Linked DNA regions of Homo sapiens: region 2 is linked to region 1. A link is a loop called in an ENCODE intact Hi-C map of the cell type or tissue named here. Cell type or tissue: chondrocyte. All regions are shown on one strand. Each heading gives the region's core, and the rest is flanking DNA. Links, peaks and the distances in the headings are about the cores only.

The links. A loop is a pair of places that touch in the nucleus more often than their neighbours do. Peaks named below come from ENCODE experiments on the same cell type or tissue, not always from the same donor. Only the 100,000 strongest peaks of a DNase experiment are listed, where the experiment ranks them.
Region 2: it touches region 1 in a loop (6-fold over the local background); 4 of 110 quality-filtered maps call a loop at or near these places.

Annotation. Positions count from the first base shown.
Region 1 is chr10:84,368,700-84,379,779 of GRCh38, reverse strand. CCSER2 (coiled-coil serine rich protein 2) reads right to left here. Exons shown (of 10, transcript NM_001284240.2): 2 at 7,311-8,766; 3 at 5,965-6,161. The coding sequence starts at 8,727. Among named protein-coding and RNA genes, the nearest start is that of CCSER2, 46 kb to the right of the region's middle. In chondrocyte, for the core only: a CTCF peak has its summit at 4,666 (motif pointing left); no DNase peak of the experiment used is centred there.
Region 2 is chr10:84,738,921-84,750,000 of GRCh38, reverse strand. No RefSeq gene overlaps it. Among named protein-coding and RNA genes, the nearest start is that of CCSER2, 420 kb to the right of the region's middle. In chondrocyte, for the core only: CTCF peaks have their summits at 6,107 and 6,314 (motif pointing right); no DNase peak of the experiment used is centred there.

The DNA.
Region 1 (11,080 bases), core at 1,351-9,350:
TTGAGTTAAAAAAGAAACCTGTAGAATATTACATATCACTTACCTAAGTTGTAAAATACGTACAAAATCATACTGTATATTGTTCATGGATATATAAATGCATTAAGGATAATGGCCTATACAACATGCCTTAGAATTCACAATTTTAAAACAACGCACATAAAAAGAACTAACTGCTATATTTACTACTAGGGTGTTTACTGAATGCATTCTTTCCCAAATAATAAAGGCTTCTCTTTATGAGAATTCATTCATATGCCAGAGAAGGGAGAAAGGCTAAAAATCAATTATCTAGTTTCCATGTCAAAAACTTTGGAAAAGAAAAAACAAATTAAACTAAAGAAAAGTAGAAGAAAGGAAATAAAGATATAAACCAAAATCAATAAAAACAGAAAATAAGCACAATATAGAAAAATCAGCAAAGCCCAAATTTGGTTCTTGGAAATGAAGAAAAAGAGAGGAAACACCAATAACCAGTATTAGGAATGAAAAGCAGACGTCCCTATAAGATGTTAAAAAGAGGATAATCCTAAACAACTTTCACCAACAAATGACAAGTTTAGATGAAATGGACAAATTTTCAAAAACCAACACGAATATACATACAAATTTTAATATGCCAATATCTAAAAATTAAAACTGTTATTAAAAACCTTCTCATAAAGAAAACTCCAGGTCCAGAAGGCTGAATTCTGGCAAATTCTTTTACATACCTAAGGAATAAGCACATTAGTTGTACACAAATTCTTTCAAAGGACAGAAAAATAAGAAACACTTCTCAACTCATTATAAAGCCAGCATGATCTTGATACCAAAACATGGCAAGAACAAGTAGAAAAACAAGAAAATTACAGAGTAGAACAATCTTACTCATGAACATACATGCAAAAACATAGACTATTAGCAGAGCTGGGTATAGTGGCATGCACCTGTAGTCCCAGCTACTTGGGAGACTGTGGGAGGAGGATTACTTCAGCCCAGGAGTTCAAGGCCAGACTGGACAAAAAGAGACAGACCCTATCTCTTTTCTAAAAATTAATTTTTAGGCCGGGCGCGGTGGCACATGCCTGTAATCCCACTATTTTGGGAGGCCAAGGCGGGTGGATCACCTGAGGTCAGGAGTTCGAGACCAGCCTGGCCAACATGGTGAAACCCTGTCTCTACTAAAAATACAAAATTTAGCCAGGCGTGATGGCAGGCGCCTGTAATCCCAGCTACTCGGGAGGCTGAGGCAGAAGAAACGCTTGAACCTGGGAGGCAGAGGTTGCAGTGAGCCAAGATTGCGCCATCGCACTCCAGCCTGGGTGAGAAGAGCGAGACTTCGTCTCAAAAAAAAAAAAAAAAAAATTTAATTTTAAAAAATAATTTTAAAATATAAAAATTAGAAAATCTAGTTTAACAACATTTGAAAAGATAATACATCACGACCAAGTGAATGTATTCTAAGAATGGAAAGGTAGTTTACTATTTGAAAATCAAGCCATGCAATCTACCACACTAACACAAAAAAAACTTCATTATCTCAACAGACGTAGAGAAAGCATTTGGTAAAACTTAATATTCATTCACAACAAAAATTCAGCAAACAAAATAAAAGAGAATTTCCATACTCTGATTAAACTCCCTCTCAACTCCCAAAAACTTTAATGGTGAACTATTAAGGCTTTCTCTCTGAAATTCTATCACCATTTCAATTCAACATCACGTTGGTGGTCCTAACTTGTGTAATAGGGCAAGCGCTGGGGTGGTGAGGCAACTTTTTTGCAAATGGTATGATTATAGAATGTATATACAAGTTCCAAAATCATCCAAAGGCAAATTATTATAACTAGTAGATGAATTTACAAGGTTATTAGAAAAGTCCAATATACATGATAAAAATCAGGTATATTTGTATATACAACAAAAACTCATAAAATTATAAAAATGGTACCACTTACAGTGTCAAAATCAAACATGCATAACATTTTATAGAAAAGTACAAAACATTAGCAAGAAGTATTTCTAAAGTCTGAAATTAATGGAGGACTATATCTCCATCATAAATATGTCAATTCTCTCCAAAATCATCTATAAATTCAATGCAATCCCATTCAAAATCCCTGCAGGTCCTTCCTGGAAACGGACAAGCTCATTCTAATATTTAATTGGAAATACAAAAGGTTAAGAAGTGCTACAGAAATCTTGGAAAAGAACAAAGCTGGAAGACTTACCCTACCAGGCAGCAAAATTTATTTTAAAGCTACGATAATGAAAATAACATATAACTGACAAAATAAACAGAAATATTTGTCTATGCAATGAAATATTTATATATGCAGTCACTGATTTATGACAAAGATGACCCTGAAGTACAGTGGGGGAAAGATGACTAAAATAAATTAATCGTGACATCTATCTCACACCATACAGAAAAATAATTTCCAGATGGGGACTAGAGACCTACAGGTAAAAGGTTAAAAATAAATAATGCTTTTAGAGCAAAACATTGAAACATATATTCATGATATTAAGGTGGGAAAAGACTTCACAAACAGTTTTTTAAAAAGTGGTAACGGTAAAGGGAAAACTTGTAAAACTGGACAATATCAAAATTGGTAAGTTCTATATCAACAGACACTAAGAGATTTCAAAAGCAACTCACAGTAAAGAATACACTCTACATATATAAAATGTAAATATACACATGAATACAAACATCTACATATTGATATAAAATAAATATTTATGTCAAAAAATATGAAGAATTTTTACAAATCATTAAGAAAACAAACCCAACACAAGACACTTCACAGAAGAGGATATATCCTAATGGCCCAATAAACATATGTGAAGGTGCTCTGTGAGTAGTTATCAAAAAATACAAGACAAAATCTCAATGCAATACTACTATACCCACAAAATAGCAAAAATGCAAAAAGGCAGAAAGCACCAAGAATAGACAAGAAGGTGAATTTTCCGGAATGTTCATTTACTGCCAGTGGGGAGTGTAAACAGGCACAATCACTTTGAAACACTGACAGCATCTTTATCCATCAGCATAGCCTATAACCCAGGAATCTCTCTCCTACACATTTTCCCAACAAAAATGAATAAGTGTTCACCAAAAAAACATATATCAAAATCTTCACAATCATGCAATACTCTAATAGCCAGAAACTGGAACCAACCTAAATGCCCATGAACAATAAGATAAGTTGTAGTATATTCACACAAAGGAATATGATACAAGAGTAAAGAAACTACAACTGACAAATACATAATATTAATGAAAAGAAGCTAGATATAAACCAGCACCTTTATGATTTCATTTATATAAAGTTCAAGAACAGTCAAAGCTAATTTATAGTGACCGAAACCAACAGTGATTGCAGAGTAAGAGAATGACTGACTGAAAGGAACAGAAAGGGAACACTCTGGAGCGATGGGAGTATTCTATATCTTAATATGGATGATTGTCAAACAAGCATACAAATTTATCAAAATTCTCTGGTCTGTCTGCAGAAGATTTGTGCATTTTACTGTACGTAAATCAGACCTCTGCATAATACTGGTAGCATGTAAACAAATAAATAGCCAGGATTCTAGACTGGTGTTATGAAAAGTAATCAGTCTACAAACTATTTGTTGGGATCCTTGACATGATTAGGAGATTGCATCAGAATGTATATCAACACATTGTTTCTTTCAAAAAGGAAGACTTACTACAAAAACAATGTCAGCAGAAATGAACAGTGGGTGGAACTAAACTGTGTTAGAAGTGACACAGTTGATGTACATTCTAGTGAAAGCTCCTTATCTTTACCTGGACTGGTAGAAGCAGTGTTGCAGAGACAAGAAAAGTGAGAATATGCTAAAGGTCTTGAGGGGTTAAGTAAGAGATACTACTTTGAACCACTGTAGGAAAAAAAAAAAAGAAAAAGAAACAGAAAAAAAAAGCAAGACAATTTAAATAAAAATAATAAGATGGCAGAGTAAATACAGTCCAAGTATAACAATACAAACATAAAAGGATTAAACTCACTAGTCAAAAGAAAAAGACAAACTGAAAATTTTAAAATAATAAACTATTTGCTATACATAAAAAAGGCTGATAGTAAAAGAAGAGAAAATATATAAATAAAACTGGTAAGGTATATTAATATTTGGAAAAAAAGGAGTGTGAAAACAAAAAGCATAGTTAGAGATAGAGAAGATCACTAAGTAATGATGGAAAGTCCAATTCACCAAAAAAAAAAAAAAAACAAACCAACAATTCTGAACAGGTACACGCCTAAAATTTATACAAAACAAAAAATTCACGTAACTTCAGAGCAAAAATGGTAAATCCTACATCACTGTACGAGAACTCAACACATGGTTCTCAACTTTTGCCATCAACTCTCTATTCTTTCTCAGACTTTGTCATCTTCTCCTTAGATCAGAAGAGAAAGACAGAAACACCATCTTGTTCCAAAGCACAGAATGGATGTTTTTTTCTTCCCATACCAATAGACATAAACCTACTGAACAAGGAGGAAACTCATGGATCTTAAGGACTAACAGTTAATCCAGATGCATTCTGAAATCTTTGACAGAAAGCTATTTTGTGATTAGTTACAGGAACAATGAACTGAATCAAGGTGGTTAGCCTCCAAAAACTGTCAGGTACTAAGTGGTTTATTGCTGCCATCTGCTGGACACCTTTTTCATTTGCACTTCAATCATATTTGCCTTAAAACTCCTAGTAAGACAGCATATAAGGTCTTAAACTGTTATCTTTTCTGAGCCTCCTTTATCTAATGAGATGAAGACACTGTCTCTAAATTAAATGTTTGTATGCAAGGTGTTGACAACGGTTAAAAAAAATGTTTGTGCAATTTAAGCCTCCGTTAACAATGGCTTAAGTAAAAGGTTTATAGGAGTATAGAAAATTACATTGCCTGAAATCCACTTGGAATTTAATATATCCACAGACTACCAATTTTCCCATACAACTACTGGAAAATCGTATTTTATATACTGAATAACTGCAATGAGTCACTTTAAACATACCAATTACACTTTACCCATATGGCATATTATCCACATTACTTGCCATGTTTCTTAAAATATGCACATATAAATTCATGGCAGGTCTTCTAACACTTGCCCATAGCTGATTCCCTTGCCTTCCAGGCACACACAAAGATTACACTTCCTGTCCCTTTAGTACTCAGATGGGACCACATGATTAGTTCTGGTCAACAGATCATGAACGGAAGTGCCAAGTGTTGCCTGCAGGCCAATGCAAGTAATTATATGTGTGAGACCCTCTGGCACTCTCTTCCTCTGCCATAGTGAAAAGAAGGGACCTCAAAAGATGGTCAAGCCCCAAAATCAAAGTAGTTTAGATCACTAAAGACAGCTGCCCTAGAGAGCTGTCCAGACCCACAACAAACTTTCTAAGAGTAAAATAATACACTTGTATTGTATTATCCCACTGAGAGTTGGCACTTCAATGTTACCTCAGTATAGCACAGGCCAAGGTTTCTCAACAGCAGCAGTACTGCCATCTTAGGCTAGATAATTCATTGTGGTCTCTGTCTTGTGGACTGTGGGATGTTAAACAACATCCTTGGCATCTACCCACTAGATGCCAAGAAGCACTCATCAATATGACAACCAAAACCACCTCCAGTCATTGACCTCCTCCCCCAGTCTTTGAGAACCACTGGCATAGATTAAACTACTAATATAGTATGCACATATGTATGAGGAATATATATGTAAACATGTTGAGTATATTTAAGTCAAATGTCATATATTCTCCATGCTTTATTTCATATTAGAGTCAGATATTTTATAGGCTCTTAACAAATATGAATTTCCATTTCTCAAAGTAGTAAAGTTAATTCATAAATTTTTTACAAAATCAATCATATCACAAGTCTCTCTATAGTAGGGTAAACAAAATATTCCAAGAGTATATAAATCCATACATACTATGCTGTTCATTTCAGAGGACTCATAGCTCCCAACTGGATGGACATTTCCAATGGGTTCCAAGCCTTCTTCATCCCACATGTATGTTCCATCAGAGCTATCAGATGGAGAGAGTTCAAACGAAGAACCAGCTCTGTAGTCTGTATCTGGTGAAACCAAATTATTCCCAGAAGTATGTTTTGTACATTCACTCCTGTCTTCAAGAGAAAAAAGGTTACTGATTCACAAAAATATAATTGTTTCTCGTGTCCTAAAAATATAAGTGCTAATAATTTGATATATCATAGCAAAAAAGCTGGCTCAAAAAAAGCACTCATAACTGTAGCATTTTCTATATCCTAAGCAATAAAAACATCAAGAGCCAAAATCTTTAAAATAACCTACTGAAATATTTTCTAATAGAGGAAAAGAAAATTCATTTAGTCATCTTTCACTTCTGTAATATTTCCAAAAATGTAAATAAACCCTCATATTCCTATATTTCCCAAGATATTTATTTTTAAACACTGGCCAGGAAACTCCTTTTCCTCTGTGTACACTATTTAACTTCATAGATTAAATAATGTAGGGTACTCATAATTGCCTCCCTATAAGGAAATAAACTTGTTCCGGCAGTCTCTTTTAGAAGACCTATAGACAATCAAGGGTTTGTACATGCATTTCTATGCACGATCTAGTCCCCTGATTATACCACATGTCTATATCTAATCCCTTTAGTTGTTCTTTATTCAGGTATATGGGCATACAAATACCAAATACATTTTATCCAGCATTTAGTAACAGGATAACCAAACATAAGAGGAAATGTTTAACAGGTATTATTTCACTTTCTTCAGTTTAATAAATAAATAAAGCTCTCTCAGGAAGTGTATCTAAAAAATTGCTAAACAAGAAGAATTTTCTAGGATAAAAAAATCCGTGAGATTAGACATAACCTATATTATCTCATTGTACCCTTTGGTACAGCTTTACTCTTAACAAATAGCAATGAAATGCTATCCTAAGAGAAGAGATGGTTTGTTTAATGGCATACCACACTGGTTGAGGTAAGCAGGGGAAGTCATTTAGAAGCACTGCATATACTAAGCAGGAATAGGCTGTGTATAACAGCCAAAGAACAACAAAGGTTAAGAGTGGTTTTATTAATATTGTCTTGGATAGGGTGAAAAATGGGGTATGGAGCAAAAGTCACAGGAAAATAAACGTTAACCCACCTCAATTTTGTCTAGATCTATCCCTCCGTGAAACTGATAATATCTTGAAATCTATCTGAAGATAATCCTAAATGTAAGTTCAGTTATATTATTTAAAAGAAAGCAAAAAAACTTAAGGTAAGTAATATTTACCAGAGACACTTATATCTATCCATTCATCAGTTTTACTGAAGGCTTTTTCATTTTCCTTGGGGGAATCAAACATATCCTGTGGTGGCCCATTTTCATGTTTCTCTTCTTTGAGAGACATTTCCTCTGGAGTTATTCTAGTTCTGTTGGAGTCTTCTATATCTATAAAATCATCACTAAAGTCTTCACTTAAATCATTCTTATCAGAAGATGACAAAGACGACAAGGAAATGTCATCCACATCATCACTCAGGTATCTCATTTTAGCATCATGTTTCATGGTCTGGTTGTTTTTTGTTCTATAACTTTCATTTTCAATCAGTTCTTGGTCCTTATTAGCAGCTCTGTCCTTAGCCAAAACTGTAGCATCTTCCTCTACACATGTGTCAGCAGGTGAATTTTTATTTCCATCAACTGTCATAGTCCCAGAAAATGGAGATCGGCTAGATTTCAGTAGAGAGGGATGAACCATTCTATAACCTAAAGTAGAAGTTACACCTGGGCCATTTGGTAAAGCCAACTTCTTTCCACCAGCAGCATAAGGCCTATTAAATCCATACCCCAAATGTTCATTCCCATTGAGTACTTCTGGCTGCCGGGAATTTCTTGTTAGCATACTTGACCGTAGAGGCACTCTAATGGATAGCTGTTGGTTCTGATAAGGCTTTGTAAGATCCACAGCTCTATTAAAGGAATGTGATCTGGTTATAGATGAAGGTGGAAGGAATGAATTCTGAATGGAATGTGAAAAACTTTGTGACCTTACCATTTTTTCACAATTAATAGATTTACTACTGTCTGGGGATTGAGCTAAGCTTTCTCCAGAACTGCTTCTGGTGGCACAGGAGTTCGCTCTAGGCCTTTGCATGCTACCAGCTGATCGGTTTCCATAAAATCCATTCAACTGTGATTTTGGAGTATTGATCGAAGAATATGAAGTCCTTCCTAATAATGTGCCTTTGGTGAATTTACCCAAATTAGATGGTCCAGAAAAAGACTTTTGGTTTAACTCCTCTGTAGATGACACAAACATAGTGGATGGCTTTGCTAACTTTGATGTGAATAAAGAAACACTTTTCAAACCTCCCTTTATCCCATTTTTATCAAACATTCCTTGAGTAGGAACACGTTTTTCAGGATCAATTATTTTATCATGTGAATTTTGAGTATTGTTAGGCTCTTCGACACCTTGTGCACAAAGCTGATATTTATTTGCTTTCCTCCAATTAAATGAATGAGATGATGGACAATCAGAGCCATTATTTTTGATGTAACTTTTGACATTACTATTCTTGGAAGTTCCTAATAAATTAACAGGTGTCCCATTTGGCATTGGCTGCAATGTACTTCTTACAGATTTTGTTCCATACTTTGGCAACTTGGAACCCAAAAATGTCTTGATTTGTGTTTTTTCTTCCATGAGCTATAAGGTGCATTTGTTCTTAAAAGTTGAAAGAATCTGTGAAGAGAAAAAAGAAGTACATTAAACATTCCTAAATAAGGATAATTACATGAATTATTACATAATATGATACTTACACTTTTATACGCAGAAAAACCCAAAAGCTACTCATGATTCCTACAGAACTCCTGGCAAATACCGAATGCACTAATTAAATTAATAACTTTATGTTGGAAGAAAATAAAGAACATTTTTATAAACTTTTATAAATGTATGCTATGAATGACAGCAAAATCTAGAAATAAAATTAAACCACCAAATTTGACTATGTAAAAAATAATACTTACAGAGTACTTCTTCCAATTTCCAATCCAAATAATTTTTTCATTTTGGGTAAAAGTCTCTCCTTTAAAAATAAGAACATATGGAAAGCCACAGCCAGTGCACTCAGGCAAGAGAATGAAATAAAAGGCATTCAGATTGGAAAAGAAGAAGTCAAACTATCTCTGTTTGCCAATGATATGATTATATATCTAGAAAATCCTACGGACTCCTCCAAAAGATTCCAAGATTTGATAAATCCAGTAAAGTCACAGGTTGCAAAATCAAAGTACACAAATCAGTAGCATACCAACAATGACTAAGCTGAGAATCAAGAACTCAATCCCTTTGACCATAGCTGCAAAAAAATAAAATAAAATACCTAGGTATACTTAACCAAGGAAGTAAAAGATCTCTACAAGGAGAAGTGCAAAACACTTCTGAAAGAAATCACAGACAATGCAAACGAATGGAAATACATCCCACACTCATGCATTAGAGGAATCCATATCATGAAAATGACCATGCTGCCCAAAGCAGTCTACAGATTCAATGCAATTTGTATCGAAATACCAACATCATTTTTCCCAGAATTAGACAAAACAATCCTAAAATTCATATGGAACCAAAAAACAATCTTAAACAAAAAACCAAATCTGGAGGCATCACATTACTCAACTTCAAATTATACTACAAGGCTACTATAGTAACAAAAACAGCATGGTACTGGTATAAAAGTACATACATAGAGCAAAGGAACAGAGTAGAGAACCCAGAAATAAAGCCAAATACAATCAACTGACCTTTGACAAAGCATACATAAATGAAAATTGGGAAAAGAACGCCTTATTCAATAAATGTTGCCAGGAAAACTGGATAGCCACATGTAGAAGAATGAAATTGGATCCCTATCTCTTACCATATACAAAAATCAACCAAGATGGATTTAAGACTTAAATCCAAGGCATGAAACCATAAAAATGCTAGAAGAAAACCTAGGAAAAACTCTTCTGGATATTGGTCTAGGCAAAGAATTTACGACTAAGACACAAAAAGCAAATGCAACAAAAAAATAAATGAGACCTAATTAAACTAAAAAGCTTCTGCTCAGCAAAAAATAATCAGAGTAAACAGACAACCCACAGAATGGGAGAAAATACTTGCAAACTATGCATCTAACAAAAGATTAGTATCCAGAATCTATAAGGAACTCCAACTAATCTGCAAGGAAAAAAATAATCCCATCAAAAAGTGGGCAAATAACATCAACAAACATTTTTCAAAAGAAGGTATACAATGACCAAGAAACATGAAAAAAAAATGCTCAACATCACTAATCATCAGGGACGTGCAAATTAAAACCACAATGAGATATCACCTTATCCCAGCCAGAATGGCTATTATTAAAAAGTCAAAAAACAATAGATATTGGCATAGATGTGATGAAAAGGGAACATTTAGGTACTGCTGGTGGTAATGTAAATTAGTACTACCTCTATGGGAAACAGTATGTAGATTTCTCAAAGAACTAAATCTACCATTTGATCCAGCAATCTCACTACTGGGTATCTACCCAAAGGAAAACTGTATCAAAAAAAAAAAAAACCTGCATATGTATGTTTATCACAGCAAAATTCACAATTGCCAGATGTGGAACCAACCTAAGTACCCATCAACCAATGAGTGAATTAAAAAAATACACCATGGAATACTACTCAGCCATAAAAAAGAATGAAATAATATCTTTTGAAGCAACGTGGATGGAGATGGAGGCCATTATTCTGAAGTAATTCAGGAATGAAAAACCAAATACCACATGTTCTTACTTGTAATTAAGAGCTAAGTTATGGGTATGCAAAGGCATACAGAGAGGAATAATGGACACTGGAGACTCAGAAAGGGGGATGATGGGAGAGGGATGAGAGATTTTTTAAAAACTACACAATGTAGTAGGGTACAATGTATACTATTCGGGTGGCACGTGCACTAAAATCTCAGACTTCACCACTACACAATTCATTCATGCAGCCAAAAATCACCTGTTCCCTTA
Region 2 (11,080 bases), core at 1,406-9,405, 370 kb before region 1:
ACCTCAAATTTAGAAGCAATATTGATGATCATTTCTTTCTGATTATGGAGAAAACTGAAACTATGCACTTTAGCAGCCCAGAGAAGCCATCACTCAACCCCAGTTGGAAATGAAAGTTAAGAATGTTCCTTCAGACCAACCTTAGCTTTGTTCACTCTCTCTCCCCTTCTCTTTTATGTTCTGCTTTCGGATGGTTTGTTCTGTTGGTTTTTCTCATTTTGTAAATTGGACATTTATCTCATTCATCTTCAAGGTTTTTTCTATAGTAAGTATCTGAGTTTATCTGAATTATCTCCTTTGCTTCACCCCATGATTGGGTGTATGCGTACATACAAACATGTATCTATACATATTTTTATTGCTTTTCCACTTATATCTTTACATTATGATTTATTTGACCTGTTCGTTAAAGTGTTTTTTGTTTCTTTTTTGTTTTGTTTTATTATTATTATACTTTAAGTTTTAGTGTACATGTGCACAATGTGCAGGTTAGTTACATATGTATACCTGTGCCATGCTGGTGTGCTTCACCCATTAACTCATCATTTAGCATTAGGTATATCTCCTAATGCTATCCCTCCCCCCTCCCCCCACCCCACAACAGTCCCCAGAGTGTGATGTTCCCCTTCCTGTGTTCATGTGTTCTCATTGTTCAATTCCCATCTATGAGTGAGAACATGTGGTGTTTGGTTCTTTGTCCTTGCAATAGTTTACTGAGAATGATGATTTCCAATTTCATCCATGTCCCTACAAAGGACATGAACTCATCATTTTTTATGGCTGCATAGTATTCCATGGTGTATATGTGCCACATTTTCTTAATCCAGTCTATCATTGTTGGACATTTGGGTTGGTTCCAAGTCTTTGCTATTGTGAATAATGCCACAATAAACATACATGTGCATGTGTCTTTATAGCAGCATGATATATAGTCCTTTGGGTATATACCCAGTAATGGGATGTCTGGGTCAAATGGTATTTCTAGCTCTAGATCCCTGAGGAATCACCACACTGACTTCCACAATGGTTGAACTACTTTACAGTCCCACCAACAGTGTAAAAGTGTTCCTATTTCTCCACATCCTCTCCAGCACCTGTTGTTTCCTGACTTTTTAATGATTGCCATTCTAACTGATGTGAGATGGTATCTCATTGTGGTTTTGATTTGCATTTCTCTGATGGCCAGTGATGATGAGCATGTTTTCATGTGTGTTTTGGCTGCATAAATGTCTTCTTTTGAGAAGTGTCTGTTCATATCCTTTGCCCACTTTTTGATGGGGTTGTTTGTTTTTTTCTTGTAAATTTGTTTGAGTTCATTGTAGATTCTGGATATTAGCCCTTTGTCAGATGAGTAGGTTGCGAAAATTTTCTCCCATTCTGTAGGTTGCCCGTTCACTCTGATGGTAGTTTCTTTTGCTGTGCAGAAGCTCTTTAGTTTAATTAGATCCCATTTGTCAATTTTGTTTTTTGTTGCCATTGTTTTTGGTGTTTTAGACATGAAGTCCTTGCCCATGCCTATGTCCTGAATGGTATTGCCTAGGTTTTCTTCTAGGGTTTTTATGGTTTTAGGTCTAACATTTAAGTCTTTAATCCATCTTGAATTAATTTTTGTATAAGGTGTAAGGAAGGGATCCAGTTTCAGCTTTCTACATATGGCTAGCCAGTTTTCCCAGCACCATTTATTAAATAGGGAATCCTTTCCCCATTGCTTGTTTTTCTCAGGTTTGTCAAATATCAGATAGTTGTAGATATGCAGCGTTATTTCTGAGGGCTCTGTTCTGTTCCATTGATCTATATCTCTGTTTTGGTACCAGTACCATGCTGTTTTGGTTACTGTAGCCTTGTATTATAGTTTGAAGTCAGGTAGCGTGATGCCTCCAGCTTTGTTCTTTTGGCTTAGGATTGACTTGGCGATGCGGGCTCTTTTTTGGTTCCATATGAACTTTAAAGTAGTTTTTTCCAATTCTGTGAAGAAAGTCATTGGTAGCTTGATGGGGATGGCATTGAATCTATAAATTACCTTGGGCAGTATGGCCATTTTCATGATATTGATTCTTCCTGCACATGAGCATGGAATGTTCTTCCATTTGTTTGTATCCTCTTTTATTTCATTGAGCAGTGGTTTGTAGTTCTTGAAGAGGTCCTTCACATCCCTTGTAAGTTGGATTCCTAGGTATTTTATTCTCTTTGAAGCAATTGTGAATGGGAGTTCACTCATGATTTGGCTCTCTGTTTGTCTGTTGTTGGTGTATAAGAATGCTTGTGATTTTTGTACATTGATTTTGTATCCTGAGACTTTGCTGAAGTTGCTTATCAGCTTAAGGAGATTTTGGGCTGAGACAATGGGGTTTTCTAGATATACAATCATGTCATCTGCAAACAGGGACAATTTGACTTCCTCTTTTCCTAATTGAATACTCTTTATTTCCTTCTCCTGCCTAATTGCCCTGGCCAGAATTTCCAACACTATGTCTAATAGAAGTAGTGAGAGAGGGCATCCCTGTCTCGTGCCAGTTTTCAAAGGGAATGCTTCCAGTTTTTGCCCATTCAGTATGATATTGGCTGTGGGTTTGTCATAGATAGCTCTTATTATTTTGAGATACGTCCCATCAATACCTAATTTATTGAGAGTTTTTAGCATGAAGTGTTGTTGAATTTTGTCAAGGGCCTTTTCTGCATCTATTGAGATAATCATGTGGTTTTTGTCTTTGGTTCTGTTTATATGCTGGATGACATTTATTGATTTGCGTATATTGAACCAGCCTTGCATCCCAGGGATGAAGCCTGCTTGATCATGGTGGATAAGCTTTTTGATGTGCTGCTGGATTCGTTTTGCCAGTATTTTATTGAGGATTTTTGCATCGATGTTCATCAAGGATATTGGTCTAAAATTCTCTTTTTTGGATGTGTCTCTGACTGGCTTTGGTATCAGGATGATGCTGGCCTCATAAAATGAGTTAGGGAGGATTCCCTCTTTTTCTATTGATTGGAATAGTTTCAGAAGGAATGGTACCAGTTCCTCCTTGTACCTCTAGTAGAATTCAGCTGTGAATCCATCTGGTCCTGGACTCTTTTTGGTTGGTAAGCTATTGATTATTGCCACAATTTCAGATCCTGTTATTGGTATTTTAAAGTGTTTTTATATGCACAGACTTAAGAGTTTTAGAAATGTATTTCTTTTTCAAAAAAAATTTGTATTGTTAATATCACTGTTAATAAGACAATTCTATATTTTGTGAATCCTGACAAAATGTGCCAAAGACACATTAATTATGTGATATTCCTGCCAAAAATATATAACATGATCATAGTGGAGAGAAATATCAGAAAAAGCTAAACTGAGGAATATCCTACAAAATTACCAGCCTATGCCTGTCAAAAATTTCAGGTTAAGGGAGACTAAAGAGATGTGACAAGTATATGCAGCACATGTTTCTTGATTGGATCCTGATCAATTTAAACTTTTGCTCTATCAGACATTTTTGAGACTATCGGTAAAATTTGAGTAAGGTCTTTAAATTATTAATAGCTTATAACAGTGTGACTTTCTGATTTTGCTAATAATGTCATGGTTTCTTGAGGAAAAAGTCCTTGTTTTTTAGGAAATGCATACTGAACGTTTAGGGTTAACAGAGTATTGTATATGCAACTGGTTCTGGACAAATTATACAGAGAGAAAATGGTACAGTAAATGTGGTAAGATGTTAACCTTTGGAAAATCTAAGTGAAGTTATAGGAATGCTTTGTACTGTTTTGCAGATTTATTGTAAATCTGGAATTATTTCAGAATAGAAAATTTAAAAAATAGCTTTTGTTGTTGGTTCTAAGTAATTGCATGTGGTCAAAGAACATGTGAGTATGATCGAGCTTGGGCAAATTATTATGACCTTTCTCTGCATCAGCCTTGCCATCTGAAAAATGAAAATAATAGTACCTATATCATAGATTGTTGTGAGAGTAACTTAAGACATTTAAAATACTGAGAACTCATCCAGGCACAAAGTGTATAAATATATGTTGTAGTAAGCTGAATAATGGCCCCCAAGACATCCGGTCCTAATCCATGAACCCTATATTACCTTACATGGAAATGAGGTCTTTGCTGATGTGATTAAGTTGGGGATCTTGAGATAGGGAGATTTTCTTGGATGATCTAGATAGGTCCTAAGTGCAATCACAAGTGTGTTTAATCAGAGGCAGGGAGATTGCAGACAGAAGAAGAGAAGACAATGTGACCATGAAGCCAGAGATTGGAGTGATGCAGCCACAAACAAAGGAATACCAGTAGCCACAAAAAAATGGGAAGCATCAAGTAACAGATTCTCTCCTAGAAATTCTGGAGGATGAAGCATCCACCAGCAATTTGATTTTGGTGTAGTTATATTCATTTTGGACCTCTGGCCTCCACGGAACTGTGAGAATGAATTTCTGTTATTTTAAACCAAAAAAAAAAAAAAAAAAAAAAAAAAAGAATGTTCCTTCAAGAATGACCCAATCACAAATCCTGGACTTGGACAATTTAAGCTCTTACCATAGACAAACAATGAAAATAGAACTGCAAAACAGCCTGTCAGGAAACCTGATCTCTCAGAAAATTTGAACAAAATTGAAACATCTTAAAACGATGAGGAATTATTTATTTGGCACCTTTGAAAAAGGAACAGAATAAACTTGAATGTCACTATGGAACCATTTAAATTAGTATGGGAAGTAGTTAAAAATAGAACTGATGTTGCAGAAAAATCAATTAGTAACATAGAAAATAGAGTTGAGAAACATATAGAATGTCAAAGAAATTAACACAGCGGAAAATAATATGAATAAGTATTTTTGTATCCACATGTTGCCTGGCTGTTCTGGCTGCTGACAACATAAACATGAAGAAACCGTTTCCACCTGCCCTTAAGGTGGTCACAGCTCAGTAAGGAAGATAGAGAAATAAATAGATAGCAATCTAGATGTCATTAATTGATACCAACTCACTATCCCAGAATCACAAAAATATAATTTTTATTATAGTAGCCACAGATGGTATACAAAAAGAAAGATAAAAAACAAGACACATTAAGAATATCCTATTGCTCTTAAAAGAAACTATGTATAGGCTTTATTCTCAGGATACTCACTAGCACATCCAAAAATCAGGAAATATTAGCATTAGTCTCCTAAATAAAAGGATAAAAATTCAAATTGTTAACAATCTATTTTGACAGAAAAGATGAAATGTATAAAACTACATATCACTATATGTGAGATAAAGCACAGCCATACACAGAGAGAAACATAGATGCCTTCAATGTTTTTGCCATTTCAAATACTATGGTCCCATTAGGATATGGGGTAGTAAATAAAGTATTGGAAAACCAAAAACACAGGAAATACCACAATGTAAATAAACAAGACAATAGCAAATATAGTTGGGAGAAAAAGTAAAATTATTTTCAAAATTATAAAAGACTTCCTTCATATCTTTACCTGGTTGAAAGTTAATATAGTTTATATTAATATTATAAACTATTAAAGAAAAAAACAAAGAAAATATAAAGGTCTTAGAACAAATGAACATCTTAAAAATAAACAAAATGTTGAATTGTTGTACTAAAAATTTAATAGAGGAATTACAGTTTGGGGTACAATGGACTAAGTGTAGTCCCCGTGTCTCTCCCACTGAATGCAACTATAAAACCTGAACAAAGACTGAAAGAAAAAAAACAAAAAACTGAAATCTAGAATTGGGCACCAGCGTGTAAAAGTAACTCCAGGAAAAGCCCTCTAGTTCTGGTTCAATAAACAGAAAGGGGATTTCTTAGTACCTAGAGAAAGTATGGAAATCTTCTTGCGTTAATTTTTTTTCTTCCACATTCTTGGGTCCCAGGCCCCATACAATCTCTTTGTGATGGCAGCAGAGATGGAATGAGAGCCCACAGGAATCCAAGTTTTGAGTGAGGAAAACTGCTTTTTGCAGTCCATGGAGCCCCAATCCCAAGAAGGTGGGTCAATCCTCTATTAATTTTATTTCTCCTTGTGTCTTCTTGCTGTTTCTCTCTAGATGCAGAAGCATATATGGAGAAGCAACTAAATCCCCAGTTTTCTGACATAATAATTAAAAATCAGAGGCCCAGGAAACTATATAGAAAATAATAGGCAGGAAATCAGAGAGAGGGAATAGCTTGGGAAAGAGGCACCATAAAGATTTGTTAATGAATTTCTGTTCTCACCCCAAAGTTGACCATGGGTAGATCTGATTTAATCAATACAGCAAAGAATTTAAGGATGGAACTCACAGATTATTGCCCAGGTCTCAGAGTGGCCACTGGGTGGCACACACACAGGACAACTAAAAATAACATTGCAAAGACTCTGAAAACTGAATTAACTTTGGGACTGCAGTCCACAGAAGGTGGGCTGGACTGTGTGTCCTAAACCTAAACAGGTTGATTGCTTGCTGAAACAAAAATAACATTTAACATAAATATTTTTAAAGACTCAGTACCTCATGACATAATATTCATGCCCAGGAACAAATCCAAAAGTACTCAATATATGAAGAATTAGAAAAATATCACTTCACACAGGGCAAAAAAAAATCAACAGATGCTAATGTAAAAATAAAATATATTAAAAATATCTGACAAAAAACGTAAAGCAATTGGCCAGGCATAGTGGCTTACACCTGTAATCCCAACACTTTGGGAGGCCAAGGTGTGAGGATTGCTTGAGGCCAAAAATTTGTAACCGGCCTGGACAACATACAGAGAACCCATCTCAATAAAAAAATAAAAAATAAAAATCAACTGGATATGGTGTTGCATACCTATAGTCCTAGCTACTAGGAAGGCTGGGGCAAGAGGATCCCAGTTCGAGGTTACTGTGAGCTATGAACATACCACTGCACTCTAGTTCGAGTGACAGAGGGAGACCCTGTTTCAAAATATGAAAAAGAACTTAAAGCAGCTATCACAAAAATGTTCCACCAAGTAATTTCTAACACTCGTGAAACAAATAAAAAAATAGACAGTTACAGCAAGAAACAGAATTGGACAGAAATAGTACAACTGAACAATACAATAACTACAATTGGAAAAAACCTCACTAAAAGGTCTCAATATTGGAATGGATATGACAGAGGAAGGGATCAGTGAACTCAAAGATAGTTTAATAAAAACTATCCAGTCAGAGTAACAGAGAAAAAATAGATTTGAGAAAAATTAACAGGGCCTTCGGAACATGTGCGATAATAAAAAAGGTCTAACATTGTATCGTTAGAGTTCCAAAAGGAGATAAGAAAAGAATGTAGACCTGAAAAAAAATGTTTGAAGAATTAATAGCTGGAAATTTCCTGTTTAGCAACAGACATAAACTTAAAGATTCAAAATGTTCAACAAATTCCTAAGAGGACAAACCCAAAGAAATCCATGCTCTGTGACACATATGCAACCTGCTAAGAATAGAAGGCAATTAAAAACCTTTAAACAGAGACAAGCTACGCATTATTTGTAGGAAAACAATAATTCAAATGACAATGAATTTTTTATCAGAAATCATGGAGTTCAGAATAAAGTAGCACACATTTTTAGGTACTGAAAGGAAAGAACCATCAGCCCAGATTTCTTTATTCAGTGAAAATATTCTTCAAAAAATAAAAGAGAAATAAGATATTCTCAAATAAAGAAAACCTAAGAGAATTATTTGCCAGCAGACCTGCTTTAGAAAAATATTGTTAATGCAAATTTTTCAGATAGAAGCAAAATAATACCAGAAAGAAAAATGGAACATAAGGAATGAAAGAAGAAAACAAAATGGTAAATATCTGGGTAAATATAGACTACTTTCTCTTGAGATCCTTAAGATATGTTTCATGGTTGAAAGTTAAAATTATAACATTGTCTTGCAGGGTTTTCAATGCACCTAGTAAGAAAAGGGATCTATATGGTGGTAAGATATATCAACATCCATTTGATGTTGATAAAATATGTAGTCTAATTAGACTAAATATAAAGTTAAGTAATTCTCTAGAGCAATTACTAAAATAAATTTCAAGGAGATATAGTCAAAGACTCAATGGGCAAGTAAAATAGAATACCAAAAAATATTCAAAAAGTGCAAAAGAATGCAGAAAATAGAGAATGGAGATACAAAAATGAAGAGAACAAACAAAACTAAATAATAAAATGGTAAAGTGGAATACAAATATATCAATAACTGTATTAAATGTAAATGGTCTGAGCACACCAATTAAAAGACAGAGATCATTAGAATGGGTAGCAAAACATAATACAACTATATGTTGTCCATGTGAAATCTAATGCTTCAAATAGGTTATAAGGAAAAGGATAGAAAAAGATATACCATGCAAACTCTTACAAAAGAAGTTGGAGTTGCTATATTCATATCAGACAAAGTAGATTTCAGCACAAAGAAAATTACCAGAAATAAAGAGAAACCTTACATAATGATTCAACAGTCAATTTGTCATGAAGATATAACAACCCTAAATGTGTATGCACCTAACAACAGAGCTCCAAAATACAGGGCATAAAAACTGAGAAAACTGAAGGAGAAATTGACAAATTTTCTGTTACAGATAGAAATTACAATGCTCATAGATTGAATATCAGAAAAAAATATAGAACTCAACAATACCATAAATCAATAGGATCTAACCAACATTTTTTGAACACTTCATCCAACAATAGCAGAAGTCACATCCTTTTCAAATTCACAAGAAAGATTCACTAAAATATACCATATCCTAGATTGTAAAACAAATCTTAACAATATATTTTTTTAAGAGATGGTGGTCTAGCTATGTTGCCTAGGCTGGTCTTGATCTCTAGGGCCCAAGCGATCCTCCCGCTTCAGCCTCCCAAACTGCTGGGATTACAGGAATAAGCCACCACACCTGGCCAAACCTTAACGAATTTAAAAGAAAAAGAATCATACAAAGTATATTATCTTATTATAATGTAATTAAAGTAGAAGTCAAAACAGGGAAAATTCTCCAAACACTTGAAAATTAAAAAGTACACTTGTAAAACCAGTCAAGCAACAAAAGAGTAAAAAGCAGTAAGAATTTACTAGAGGGGTATGGTAGAGGGCACAGAGAGATCCCCTCTGTGCACAGATGCATAGGAAAGGTCTAAAACTAAAGGCAAAGCTGGAACAATGATAATATTTTTCTAGTACCCCAGTTTCCACTCTATGCACAAAATAATATCAAAATAACTTCAAGACAGTGGTACATTGAAGGTAAACAGAACAAGTCAAACATACCCCAATTCCTAAATATAACTGAACTGTTTACACTTCCATCAAAATATTAATCAAAAGAAGGATGGATAAGCCATATTCCTAACAGGTAACATAAACTTAAGAACAAGGAATATTACCAGGAATAAAGAGGAGCATTTCATAATAAGAAAGGGATCAATCACAAAGAGAACAGAACAATCTTAAATGTCTATGCAACTAAAAACAGAGTATCAAAATAAGGAAAGCAAGAATTGATGGGACTAAAGGCTAAATTTTAAAATCCACAATTTTAGTGGCAGACATCAAAATCTTCTCTTAGTAATCAATAGAACAAAATCAGAATATACATTAGACTTAAAAACATTACAAATTAACTTGACCTGACTGACATCTAGAGAAATCATTCATGAGCAACTACGGGATACATGTTTTTCTCAAGTGCACATGGAATATTCACCATGATAAATCATACTCCAGGTCATAAAACATACTTCAACAAATTTAAAATGATTAATGTCATATAAAGTATATTCTCTTATAAAAACAAAATTAAACTTGAAATCAATAACAGAAGAATAGCTAGAGATATCCAAATATTGAGAAATTTCAAAACACACTTTTGCATAACCCGTAGGTCAAAGACCAAGTCAAAAGAGAAATTAGAAAATATTATAACTTGAATGAAAATGAAAACACAGCATACATTAATTTGTGAGATGCAGTACTTGGCAACAATTTTAGCATTAAATGCTAATATCGCAAAAGAGGTGTGCCATTTATTAATTTATTACATCTCATTTCTATATTTATTTTCAATGTATGTTCTGTGATAATAGAATTAATTTAAGCATCTTTCCTGTAAATTCAGCACAATGTTGTGCTTTCTCAGTAGAGGGCACTGGAAGGACATTGCAGGAGGAAGTCCCTCTCCTGGGAGGAAGACACTCTCCAGCTGCTGCATGGGAGAAAGTAGGGGAGTGGGTCAAGAGTGTAGACCAAGTGTACAGTATTTTCAAAGTCTAGTGTATTACAGCAAAAAACAATAATAATAAAATAGAGACTGAAGGGAAAAAAAAGTCTCAATTTGCTGAAGACATGATTGTCTGCATAGAAAATCCAAAAGAATCTATAACATAGCTACTAGGAATAAAAAGTGACTTTAGCAAGATCATGGGGAAGAAGAACAATGCAAAAAAATTAATTGTACTTCAATATACTAGCAATGAACAAATGGAAGTTGAAATAACATTGAAAATAACACAAAAATATGAAATATTAGGTATAAATCTAAATAAGGACAAAATATGTAGGCTGAACACTGTAAGACAATAATGAGAAAATTTGAAAAGATCTAAGTAAATGAGTGAATAAGAGAATATATGGGCCGGGCCTGGTGGCTCACACGTGTAATCCCAACACTCTGGGAGGCCGAGGTGGGCGGATCACAAGGTCAGATCGAGCCCATCCTGGCTAACACAGTGAAACCCCATCTCTACTAAAAATACAAAAAATTAGCTCGGCATGGTGGCACGCTCCTGTAATCCCAGCTACTCGGGAGACTGAAGCAGGAGAATCACTTGAACCGGGGAGGCAGAGGTTGCAGTGAGCCAAGATCATGTCACTGCACTCCAGCCTGGGTGACAGAGCGAGACTCCATCTGAAAAAAAAAAGAAAAAGAAAAGAATATACTATGTGCAGGATTGGAAGACTCATTATTGTTAAAATATTATTTCTCTTCAAACTGATCTATGGTTTGAAAGCAATCACAAGAAATTCCAGCAGGATTTTTTTTCAGAAGTCAGTGACCTAATTATTATATGGAAAAACA